Linked DNA regions of Homo sapiens: region 2 is linked to region 1. A link is an interaction called in ENCODE POLR2A ChIA-PET data of the cell type or tissue named here. Cell type or tissue: K562. All regions are shown on one strand. Each heading gives the region's core, and the rest is flanking DNA. Links, peaks and the distances in the headings are about the cores only.

The links. Peaks named below come from ENCODE experiments on the same cell type or tissue, not always from the same donor. Only the 100,000 strongest peaks of a DNase experiment are listed, where the experiment ranks them.
Region 2: POLR2A ChIA-PET joins it to region 1 with 11 read pairs; 2 of 35 experiments call an interaction of 5 or more read pairs at or near these places.

The regions. Positions count from the first base shown.
Region 1 is chr19:49,146,558-49,151,876 of GRCh38, reverse strand. PPFIA3 (PPFI scaffold protein A3) reads right to left here. Exons shown (of 30, transcript NM_003660.4): 24 at 3,619-3,794; 25 at 3,114-3,211; 26 at 2,709-2,884; 27 at 2,552-2,620; 28 at 2,159-2,330; 29 at 1,726-1,797; 30 at 851-1,641. The coding sequence ends at 1,739. HRC (histidine rich calcium binding protein) reads left to right here. Exons shown (of 6, transcript NM_002152.3): 5 at 324-360; 6 at 545-679. The coding sequence ends at 581. Among named protein-coding and RNA genes, the nearest start is that of HRC, 6.2 kb to the left of the region's middle. RefSeq lists enhancers at 1-545, 2,135-2,354. In K562, for the core only: CTCF peaks have their summits at 26 (motif pointing right), 2,519 and 2,980; DNase peaks (open chromatin) are centred at 6, 1,246, 1,506, 2,436 and 4 weaker places; H3K4me3 peaks cover 3,907 bases.
Region 2 is chr19:49,359,343-49,364,701 of GRCh38, reverse strand. It overlaps TEAD2 (TEA domain transcription factor 2), which reads left to right and starts at 2,286. Exons shown (of 13, transcript NM_001256660.2): 1 at 2,286-2,369; 2 at 4,621-4,858; 3 at 5,203-5,267. The coding sequence starts at 4,627. It overlaps DKKL1 (dickkopf like acrosomal protein 1), which reads right to left and starts at 825. Exons shown (of 5, transcript NM_014419.4): 1 at 694-825; 2 at 1-120. The coding sequence starts at 703. RefSeq lists enhancers at 2,493-3,201, 3,202-3,911, 4,457-4,957. In K562, for the core only: a CTCF peak has its summit at 1,255 (motif pointing left); DNase peaks (open chromatin) are centred at 1,001, 1,550, 2,471, 3,141 and 1 weaker place; H3K4me3 peaks cover 2,784 bases.

The DNA of each region.
Region 1 (5,319 bases), core at 1-5,000:
GCTCTGAGCACGTGGGCCGGGGCCTGGCTCGAGGAACACCAGGTGGAGTTGCTGGAGCCAAGGGACAGAAATGAGTGGAGGGTTGAGATGCGGGCTTAGAGCCTAATGGGCGAGGCCAACTCAAGTAGGAATCGAAGGGGCGGGGCTACTGGAGAACGGAATCACCCAGAACGAAAAAGGGGTCCGGTAGAAGGGATTCAGTTGGAAGAAGGAATTAGGGAAAAGGAGGTGGAGCTAGCACTAATCTCGCACGCTATACTGAGTGGCTGCCTAATTTTGCTCGTGCAGTACCCCTCAAGCCTCTTTTCTCTGCTGTCCCACAGGAAGCTACGTTGACTATTTCTCCTCGTCCCTTTATCAGTAAGTGTGTAAAAGGGGAGCGTGTAAAAGCCCCGTTTAGAGAAGTGCTTGTCTCGCTATGAGTTATCAGATGACTCTGGGACTCCATTTCCCCGTCCATGAAATGGGCAGGTTAATGATCTCTAAGCGTCCTGGGGTGGGCTTTGAACACCAGCTGTCTAACTTCTGGCGTTCTCGTCTCCAGGGCCCTGGCAGACATGCTGGAAACGCCGGAACCCTGACCCAGTCGCTCGACTGCGACGCAGGTGTACCTCCCCCTGCCTTCCAACCCCTTTCCACGAGCTATATTTATTTCTCCGAATAAACGTGCTCCCCGAAACCTCATTGTCAGACGTGGGGTCTGGGAATCTCAGGGCATCGGGGAATGCGGGTAGGGTCTAGAGACCTGGACCTAGACTTGAGGGATGAGGGGCCTGGACTCCTGGCTCGAGGTGGTTGGTTGAACAGCCCCCCCCCCCCCCGCAAAAAAAAAATCAGTCAACAAGGAAGCTTTTTGAAACAGTTCTCTTTACCCGTGATCACTGAGTGACGCCTGGGGCGGGGAGGCCGACCGAGAGTCGGGGGCGAGGGCTCCCCCACCGTCCCCCTGCCCCCACGCCACGTCGCCCAGCGGCATCGTGGAAAGAGGATTCTCCCATGCAAACCCCGGAGCCAGAGGAGAAGGGGAAGCGCCATTCTGCGCCCCCTACCCCCGGGGCACGGACACGGCCACAGCACGGGGGGCGGTGAGGCCCCGGGGACACGAGACACGGGGGAGGGAGAGGGGAACCCGCCCGCAGATGACCCGGGGGACCGGCGACCGGACGCGGCGGGGCGGAGCTGAGTGGCACAGGGGGCGAGGCTTGTAGCAGCGAGTCCCCCCTCCCCTCCTTTCGGACGAAGAAGGAAGACTTGGGCCCCGCGACTGGGCAGGAAAAAGGGGAGGGAGCAGCCTCTCCCCGCATGCGGCCCGGGAGGGAAGCCCCGCCCCCTTCCCGCGGGTAAAGGACACCCGTCTCCCAACAGAAACTGATCAATAAATTACAAAGTAGAGAAAAGGAAAGCGGACGTTTGGGGCGGGATTTCTTCCTCCCCGCTTCTTCCCCCTCTCAGTCCAGTTCATGTGGTTTGGTCCAGGCCCCGGCCCTGTGCGAGGCGGGCGCGCGCACTCCCGCTGGTCTGTACAGATGGTCCAGTCCTCGGCGCGAGCTCCCCCGCCCGCTCTCCCCGGCGAGGCCACAGTCCGGGCAGGAGAGGGAACAGCCCAGCCTCGGGAAGATTCTTCCGTCCGAGTGAGGTCACCTGCATGACGCCGGGCAGCGCGTGGAGCAGTGAAGATCCACCGTGCCGCCCCGCACCCCCAAGGTCGCCCAGCACGGTCCTCACCTGGAGGCCTGCACTAGCAGGAATAGGTCCGGACCGAAACGCCGTCTGCCCGGGAACTCCCAGAAGTCTGGCCTGGAGGGAGAGCGAGCAGCGGTTCAGCCTGGAGCACCCTCCTCCCTGTTCCTCTCCAGGATTCCTCCCTTTGGACTTCCCTTCCCGATGTCACAACGATCGCCGGGCTCCACATGGGTTTCCCTCCCTTCCCCGCAGCCAAGGACTCAAACTCGCATTGGGCGAGTTCACTCCCGCCCTGGGAAGGGGGAGTGGGATTTATCCATTTCATCCTGACGGGGGAGTCCGGAACGTTGGAGCAGTCCATTCCTCAGGGGTGGGCGAGAAAGGACTAGGCCATTCCAGAACCCGGACTACTGAGGTGGTCCATGCCCCACCCTAGGGAAGCGAGGAAGGGCTGTCGCATTTGGGAGCCCCCCACCTTCTGGCTGCAGCTTGCGGAGAGGGAGCCCCGGAGAGCCCAGGGCTCCCGCTGCAGCCGAACGAAAGTTGGGGGGCAACATCTCAGCTGAGTCGGGAGTTACGCCTCGGAGGTCCTTCTCCCGGAACATCTTCCGCCAGGATGGGGAGCGGCTGAAAGACTTGGCGCTGTCCTAGGTATAGGAGCCGGACAGCCGGTGAGGGACTCCTGCCTTGTCTGACTCCGCCCCTTCCTTTGACTCCACCCCTCTCCGGGTCTCACCTCTCCTTTAACCCCGCCCCTCTCCTGGCCCCGCCTCCAACCGTGACCATTAATAGTCAGGCCCCGCCCCCTCAGCTCAGCCTCTCGAGGAGCCGCTGGGAGCAGAGCCCTCTGAGCTGTTGCCGCGCCCACCTCGTCCAGCCGCCTGTCTGTGCCTAAGGAGATAAGGTTGCTGAATTCCTTCTCCAGAAGCTGCCGGGCCTGGAAAGAGGAGGTGGAGGGGGCGGTTGGAGCGTGCAGTCTGCGAGGTGGGGACGCCCAGCATGCTCCGGGCCCAGCGGCAGCTCACCTGTGCATTCTGCGTGGGGATCTGCAGGAGCAAGGCCAGGTCGGAGTAGTCGAAGGTCTCGTCCAGGGCGAGCAGTGCCCCGTGTACCCCGCTCTCCGTGAGGTTCGTGGCAAATTCCTTCAGGCCCAGCCCGGACACCCAACCCATGACCCGCTCATTGGACCACACCATCACGTCTGGGGACGGAAGGGACCCTCAGCCGTGCCCCTCCCGTGGCCTGGAGAGTTCAGTTTAGCCCATACCTCCACCTCCATTTGGTCTCTTCGGGCCACGCCCCCCACGCTGGCTCCACCCCCACGGTTATGGTGCCAATTTGCTTCTCCGGTCTCCCCCTACCCCCTCTCCTCCCCATCCAGCTCCACGCCCTCCACCTGGCTCCCAAAGGGACCCTTAGGCTCTACTCACCTCGGATCTGGGTCTGACTTTCTTCCCGCCTCCGCTCCAGGTCCTTCCGGTCATAGTTGAGCCGTTTCAGGCACATAATCCCATAATGTAGACTCACCCTGAGCAGCAGGGGAAGTGGAGTCACGGATGAGCTTTCCAGTCCCCTAGACTGCTGCTCCTACGGGTCCCTCCCCACTGGCTGCGCTCTTCTTGGAAAGGGTGGGGAGCTGATAAGTTCTATTGACTGTTGACCCCCTCAGGAGGTGAGGCATTTTCAATAATAGGCACTTCCTACTGGCCAGCCTGGAAGGGGTCCAGGGTTAACTAGCCAAGCCATTTCAGGATCTGAACTTTTCCTGTGGACCATCTCATTGGTGAAAGGAGCACAGAGTCAGGATTTCCTGAGAACTCAGGCTAAAAGGGCCAAGATAAGCCTGGGAATCTCCCATGGCCAATCCTATTGGCCAAAGACTCTCTGGGGTGGGGCTTCCCTTTGGACTGTCCCCACTGGCCAGGCAGCCCCCACCTGTGAAAGCTGTCCACCATCTTGAGTTGGCCCCGGAGCTCCTTCTTGTTAAGGTGATCTAACATTCGAGCGTCCACCAGCGACTCCATGAAGTAGCTGCGGTATTGGGGCAGCCCCAGGCTGGGCAGCCAGTCGTTCCCCACCCACTCGTGGTTCATGTCGCCATATGCCAGGATCTGGGGCCATGGGCAGGTGAGGGAAGAGTCAGGCCCTCTGGCCCCTTCCCACTGTGCATGAGAGGGGTACAGTCCAACCTCCCAATCCAAGGTTTTTTCCCACCCCATGGTAGGACAATGACCAATCTCTGCTCAGGATAATGGACCAATCCAGAGTTGTCTCCTAGCCCTTCATGACAGCATATACTCTTGGCTACTCAAACAGTTGTCCTGAGACCTAGAGCGTCACCATCACCTGTGGACTTGCTGGAATTGCAGAATCTCAGACCTTACTCCAGACCTACTGAAGTCGGTATCGGCATTTTCACAAGACCCTCAGGTGATTCGAAATATACATTATATTTATTTTTAAATTTCTTTCTTTCTCTCTTTCTCTCTCTCTCTCTCTCTCTCTCTTTCTGAAAGAGTCTGCTATGTCACCCAGGCTGGAGCGCGGTGGCACGATCTCGTCTCACTGCAACCTCCCCATCCCAGGTTCAAGCAATTCTCTTGCCTCAGCCTTCGAGTAGCTGGGATTACAGGTACGAGCCACCACGCCCGGCTAATTTTTGTATTTTTTAGTAGAGACGGCGTTTCACCATGTTGGCCAGGCTGGTCTCAAACTCCTGACCTCAAGGGATCCGCCCACCTCAGCCTCCCAACGTGCTGGGATTACAGGCATGAGCCACCGCGCCTGGCTGTATTTGTTTATTTTTTAGAGACAGGGTCTTACTATGTTGCCCAGGTTGACCTCAGCTTCGTGGGCTCAAGCGGTCCTCCTGCCTCAGTCTTCCAAGTAGCTGAGACTACAGGTGTGTGCCACCCCACTACACATTAAATTTGGGGAAGCACTGCTTTAACTCTGTCTCACTGCAGTCCAACGTCACTAAACCCCCAAGTCAGGACAATGGACTCTTTCAAGGCAGCTCTCCCACTAAGAAAGGGCCATCACTCTTGCAATGTCCTGAAAATACTTGTCTAATGTTATATCTGGCCCAGGACAATATTCCAGATGAGTCCCAAGTCCCTCACTCCTTTCAGCATCAGCACAAAATCCACGCCTCCCCCTGGCTGGAAATATGTGATCTATGACCACAGTCAAACATAATTCCTCCGTGGACAGTGAGTTCATGCCTCTTGGGTTTTTTTGTTAGTTTATTTGTTTGGTTTTTATGAGATGGAATCTGGCTCTATCACCCAGGCTGGAGTACAATGGTGCAATCTCGGCTCAGTGCAACCTCTACCTCCTGGGTTCAAGCGATTCTCCTGCCTCAGCCTCCCAAGTAGCTGGGATTACATACGCTAGCCACTGCACCCGGCTAATTTTTGTATTTTTAGTAGACACAGGGTTTCACCATGTTGGCCAGACTGGTCTCAAACTCCTGACCTCAGGTGATCTGCCCACCTCAGCCTCCTAAAGTGCTGGAATTACAGGCGTGAGCCACTGCGCCCGGCCGCCTCTTGTTTCTTGAGAACAAAGTGTAGCTCCTCCTCCCCAACTTCTCATTCAGCCTGGCTGCCTCACCACCACCACAGCCAGTGTGTC
Region 2 (5,359 bases), core at 271-5,270, 210 kb before region 1:
CCAAGGAGCTCTCTTGGGCGTCAGCATCATGGATAGGAGCTGCAGCGGAGGGGATCACCAGGGTAGAGAGGAGCAGCAGCAGGACCAGCAGATGCCGCCTTGCGGGGGCAGGTGGGGAGGCTGTGGCAAGGGTCGGGGTCAGAGCCCCGCACAGTGGCCACGCCCCCACCCAAGACGCCCCTCTCCAGCACCTTGCCCAGGTCGCCTCCCCAGTTCAGGCAACTCCCACACCGCGCTCATTTCCCCCACTGCTTCTTTCTTCTACTCCCACACCCTCCACCTTGCCAGGCCCCGTCTTCTCCCAGGTCTGGCTCTTCTGGGTTCTGTCTCATATGCTTTTTTTTTTTTTTTTTTGAGACCGAGACTCTGTAGTCCAGGCTGGAGTACAGTGGCACAATCACGGCTCACTGCAGCCTCGACCTCCCCGGGCTCAGGTGATTCTCCCACCTCAGCCCCCCGAAGTAGCTGGGACCACAGGCGCGCGCCTCCACGCCCGGCTAATTTTTGTATTTTTTGTAGAGACAGGGTTTCGACATATTGCCCAGGCTGGTCTCGAACTCCTGATCTCAAGCGATCCGCCCACCTGGGCCTCCCAAAGTGTTGGGATTGCAGGCGTAAGCCACAGCACCCGGCCTCATCCAATGGTCTTTTCCTCACTTTCGCCCACGTTCACCACCAGATCTCAATCCTCACCTTCTCCCATACCCCGCCCCTTCTTCTGGGCTCCGCCTTTATGCTAGACCACAGCCCGGGTCACCGGACTCCCGGATTCCGGCCGCCCACGTACTGTTAAAGCCAAACAGTTATGGTCTCGAGCCCAGGTCTGGTCTAGAGCGTTGGTTGCGCTCCGCGAGCCGTAGCCACGCCCCTATTGTCTGACCACGCTCCAAACTTGCCGGCCTCACCCAGGAGCCCGGGCCTCTACTCCATGACCACGCCCTTGGTGACACAGCCACGCCCCATCCTTCGTTCACCACACCCCTTAAGCCAGAGCCGTGAGTTCATTCCCTGGCCACGCCCACACAGTCAGACCACGCCCACGTCAGTTGACCTCAGTCCTGGAGACCAAGTCCTGGAAGTCCTGGCGGTGTTCTCTGATTGCGGCCCTCGTTTCGGAGTCCCGCCCAATCGCAATGGCCACGCCCCTTGGCTGAAAGCCACGCCCCTGCACTGGGCCACGCCCCTGCACTGGACCACGCCCCTGCGTCCCAGATCTTGCCCTCATCACCCCAAGTTCCAGTCCTAGGCTCCTCCTACTGGAGACACCGGAGTACAAGCATCCCTTTTAGCTCTCACTCTAATTGTGTATCTGTTTCGGAACCTTTTCTCCGTGTCCCTTCTGGTTTTCCCGCTCCCGCTCCACTAAAAAGTCCCGTTGTCTCCGGAAACCCTAAATCCAGTCTTATATTTCATCTTCCAAGGAACCCAGAATCAGACTTCCTTTTCCCTGAGGACCTCAGGTCCGGACTCCCGCCCCCTCTAGTCCCGTAATTTTGAACACGCAGCCTTTCACCCTTAAGGGACCGGGCCCTAAGCCATCTTCCCTCAGGCACCAAAGCTCTCTTCCCCGTCCCGGGACAGCCGCCAGCCGTCTCCAGTCCACTAGCGCCTGTAGATGAGGAATCTGCACCTACGTGGGCCTCCAATAAACTCCCGGTGGTCCTGCCCACGACTCTTAACTGTGGTGAGGTCACAAGGAAACCAGGTCGTCATAGGAATCAGTCAAAACCCATCCCCAGACCCCAATCCTCAAAAAAAAAAAAAAACAAAAAAAACAAAAAACAAAAAAACCAAAAACCAAACAGAAAAAAAGAAAAAAAACCTCAGGGCTTAACAGTAAAGACTCTTTGTATTCGTATCACTTCCGCACCCCCAATACACAAACACGAGGGTAGCCGGGATTCCAGGCGCCTAGCCCCGTCCCCTCTCAGACCTAGGAGCCCATATCTCTCTCCAGCCGCTTCCTCTCCCAGACCCAGGAGTCCCAGCCCCCAGACCCAGGAGTCCCAGCCCCCAGCCTCTCCTCCCTCAGATCAGGGGTTTCTGGCTCCTATCAGCCTTTTCCCTCCGACTTGGAGTCCGAACCCCCAATCCCCCTCCTTTCCCAAGCACCCAAATCCTGAGTTCCTACCAGCCCCGAGATAGACTAATCTCTCCCAAAGCAAAAATCCTTCCCCAAACTGTCACCGTCGGATCCCCCTTCCCGCTGTCCGCCGGCCGGGCCCGCCCCCCCCTCCGGTCCCTCCCACTTTTCCCAAACAAAGCTCCCGGCAACTTTCTCCCTCGCAGCGCCCCGCCCGCCCGCGGCTCCCCAGCCCCAGGCCGGGAGGTAGGAAGGCGCCGGCGGGAGTCGGGGATCCTGCTTTGGGGTGTGTGAGTTGGGGTGGGGAGTTGCTTCTTAGGAGGTGAGGCGTGCGTTTGCGGGACCGTCTCTGAATGGTTCGCAGCCCTCTTTTTGCCCGGGGGCCCGAATTTGCTCCCGTGACCGAGCCTCAGTGAGGAGTGGGAACTCTGGCCGGAGTTAGGGTGCCTGCGGCTGGGTCTGAGTTTGGGCGTGCGCGCAGGAGCGGGTGCGGGCCAAGGGCGCTGGCGGGGTGTGGGGCGTGCGTCTGCGGCGGTGTCACTTTGGAGTGAGAAGGACCCCTTGTGTAATCTGGGGGGCATTTGGTCCTTCTTACGGAGAAGGGAGGGCCTCTGGGGTGGCCGAGGGGAGGTTACGGGGCTTTCTGGATCTTAAGTCTTGCCTCTTTGGAGGTTTAGGGTCTGGGGCGGGAAATTAGGGGGACCTTTCTTACCCGGCTCCACCGTCCCTTTGTCTGGCCACATGGGGAAGGGCTGGGCTGGGATTTTGGCCTACGGGGGTCCTGAACGCCGCAGCGCCACTGGGCTTGGCTGGGGTCTTTGTCTGCTATGGTCGGCGGGAGGAGGGGAATAGGGGCCTGGACTCTGGGGTCCTGGGAAAGCTGTGGAGGACATGGAGCCTCCGGGGAGGCGGGATCTGACTGTATTGGAAAAAGTTTTCCCTGTTCCCGGCCTCCGGAAAGTCACTGGGAACTTGAGTTGGATCAGAGCCCACGGCGCACGGGGGAGGGGAGGGGCGGGGCCCGGTGCCGGAGGGGAGTCGCCCTGGCCGGCAAGCCCCTCCCCTGATGGGGGTTGTGGGAAGCTGGGGGAGGGGACGCCTGGGCCCTTTGTTCTGGCTCTTCTGATGGCAGGGCGCCCCTGTCCCCCAGCTTGTGGTTCTGTGGGTCTCTCCTGGTCTCGGCCTCAGCTGCTGCCCTGAGTCTCTGTCCCTGCCCTTTCTAGGTCTCCGTCTCCCTTTCTCTGGGTCTCTGTTGCCCTCTCTCTGAGCCTCTGTCCCCCTCTCTCTGAGTCTGTGTCCCCCTCTCTCTGGGTCTCTGGTCCCCTCTCTCTCTGGGTCTCTGTCCCTCTCTCTCTGGGTCTCTGTCCCCCTCTCTCTGGGTCTCTGTCACCCTCTCTCTCTGGGTCTCTGTCTCCCTCTCTGGGCCTCTGGACCCCTCTCTCTGGTCCCTGTCCCCCCCCCCCGGTCTCTGTCCCCCTCTTTCTGGTCTCTGTCTCCCCCTCTCCCTGGGTCTCTGTCTCCCTCTCTTTTTGGGTCTCTGTCCCTCTCTCTGGGTCTCTGTCCCCCTCTCTGGTCTCTGTCCCCCCCTCCCTCTGGTCTCTGTCCCCCCCTCCCTCTGGTCTCTGTCCCCCTCTCTCTCTGGGTCTCTGTCCCCTCCGTCACTGGTCTCTGTCCCCCCCTTCACTGGGTCTCTGTCCCCTTCTCTCTCTGGTCTCTGTCCCCCTCTGTCTCTGGGTCTCTATCCCCACCTCACTGGTCTCTGTCCCCCTCTCTCTCTGGTCTCTGTCCCCTTCTCTCTCTGGGTCTCTGTCCCCCCCCCTTGCTGGTCTCTGTCCCCATCCCCTCTCTGGGTCTCTGTCCCCCTCCCTCTCTGGGTCTCTGTCCCCCTCTCTCTAGACCTCCCCTCAGTCTTGCTTGGCCCCTCTTCTTTTCTGGCAGCTGCTGCTCACATCTTACCACCTGTTCTTGGGGTGGGACAGGGGAAGTTTCACCCACACCTTCCTTCCCCACCACTAACTTTTGCCTCCTGTCTTCTTTAAAACCCGTAATTCATACCCGAACCTTTAGCCTTCATGGCCCTCGGCATTACTCTAGGGTAATCATTGTGACTTCATCACAATTGAGTTCCTCTGGAAACTCTGAGAACACTCCCATCCTCAGCTTTCCAAGAAATCCAGCTCCTTCTCCTCCCTCAGACTCAGGAGTCCAGACCCCAGCCCCTTCTCCCTCACACCCAGGAGTCCAGGCCTCCAGCCCCCGCTCCCTCAGACCCAGGAGTCCAGGCCCCAGATCCTCCTCCCTCAGTCCTAGGAGTCCGGGCCCCAGCCCCTCCTCCCTCAGACTCAGGAGTTCAGGCCCCAGATCCTCCTCCCTCAGACCCAGGAATACCCCCCAGCTCCTCTTCCCTCAGACCCAGGAGTCCAGGTCCCCAGCCCCTCCTCCCTCAGACCCAGTGGTCCAGAGTCCCAGCCCTCTCAGCTTCAAGTCCCTTGAGGGTGGGGTTTGGGGGAAGCTTGCTGAGTTCTGTGTTCCTCCAGGCCCAGATGGGGGAACCCCGGGCTGGGGCCGCCCTGGACGATGGCAGCGGCTGGACGGGCAGTGAGGAAGGCAGTGAGGAGGGTACCGGCGGCAGTGAGGGGGCTGGGGGTGACGGGGGCCCGGATGCAGAGGGGGTGTGGAGCCCAGACATTGAGCAGAGCTTCCAGGAGGCCCTGGCCATCTATCCACCCTGCGGCCGCCGGAAAATAATTTTGTCTGATGAAGGCAAGATGTATGGTGAGTCTACTTCTGTCTTTTGCCCTGGCCCCCACTGATGAATAATGACAGTAACCAAGGTTTATGGAGCACTCTGAAGTAGGAGCTAGCATCACCATTTGCACAGATGAGGAAACTGAGGCACAGCTAGGTTAAGTGATTTGCTTATGGTCGCACAGAGCCAGTGCGTGATGGAGCTGGGATTTGAACCCAAGCAGTCTGGCTTCCACGTAGCTGAGGGGACCGGCAGCCCACTTGCTGCAGACCTTTGGGGACCCATGCTGCTTTCTTCTTCCCTGGTGTCCATGCTGTGGGGAAGTTCTGTTGAAAGTCTAACTAACTCTGTTCCGTCTTTGAATCTTCAGGTCGGAATGAACTGATCGCCCGCTACATCAAGCTGAGAACGGGGAAGACCCGAACTCGAAAACAGGTCTCGGAATGGACTTGTGGGCTTCTGTCTGGGATGGGCCGGTCTTCTTAGGGTCATCCTCGCATGGGCAGGTTCAGGTTCAAGGAAGAAGC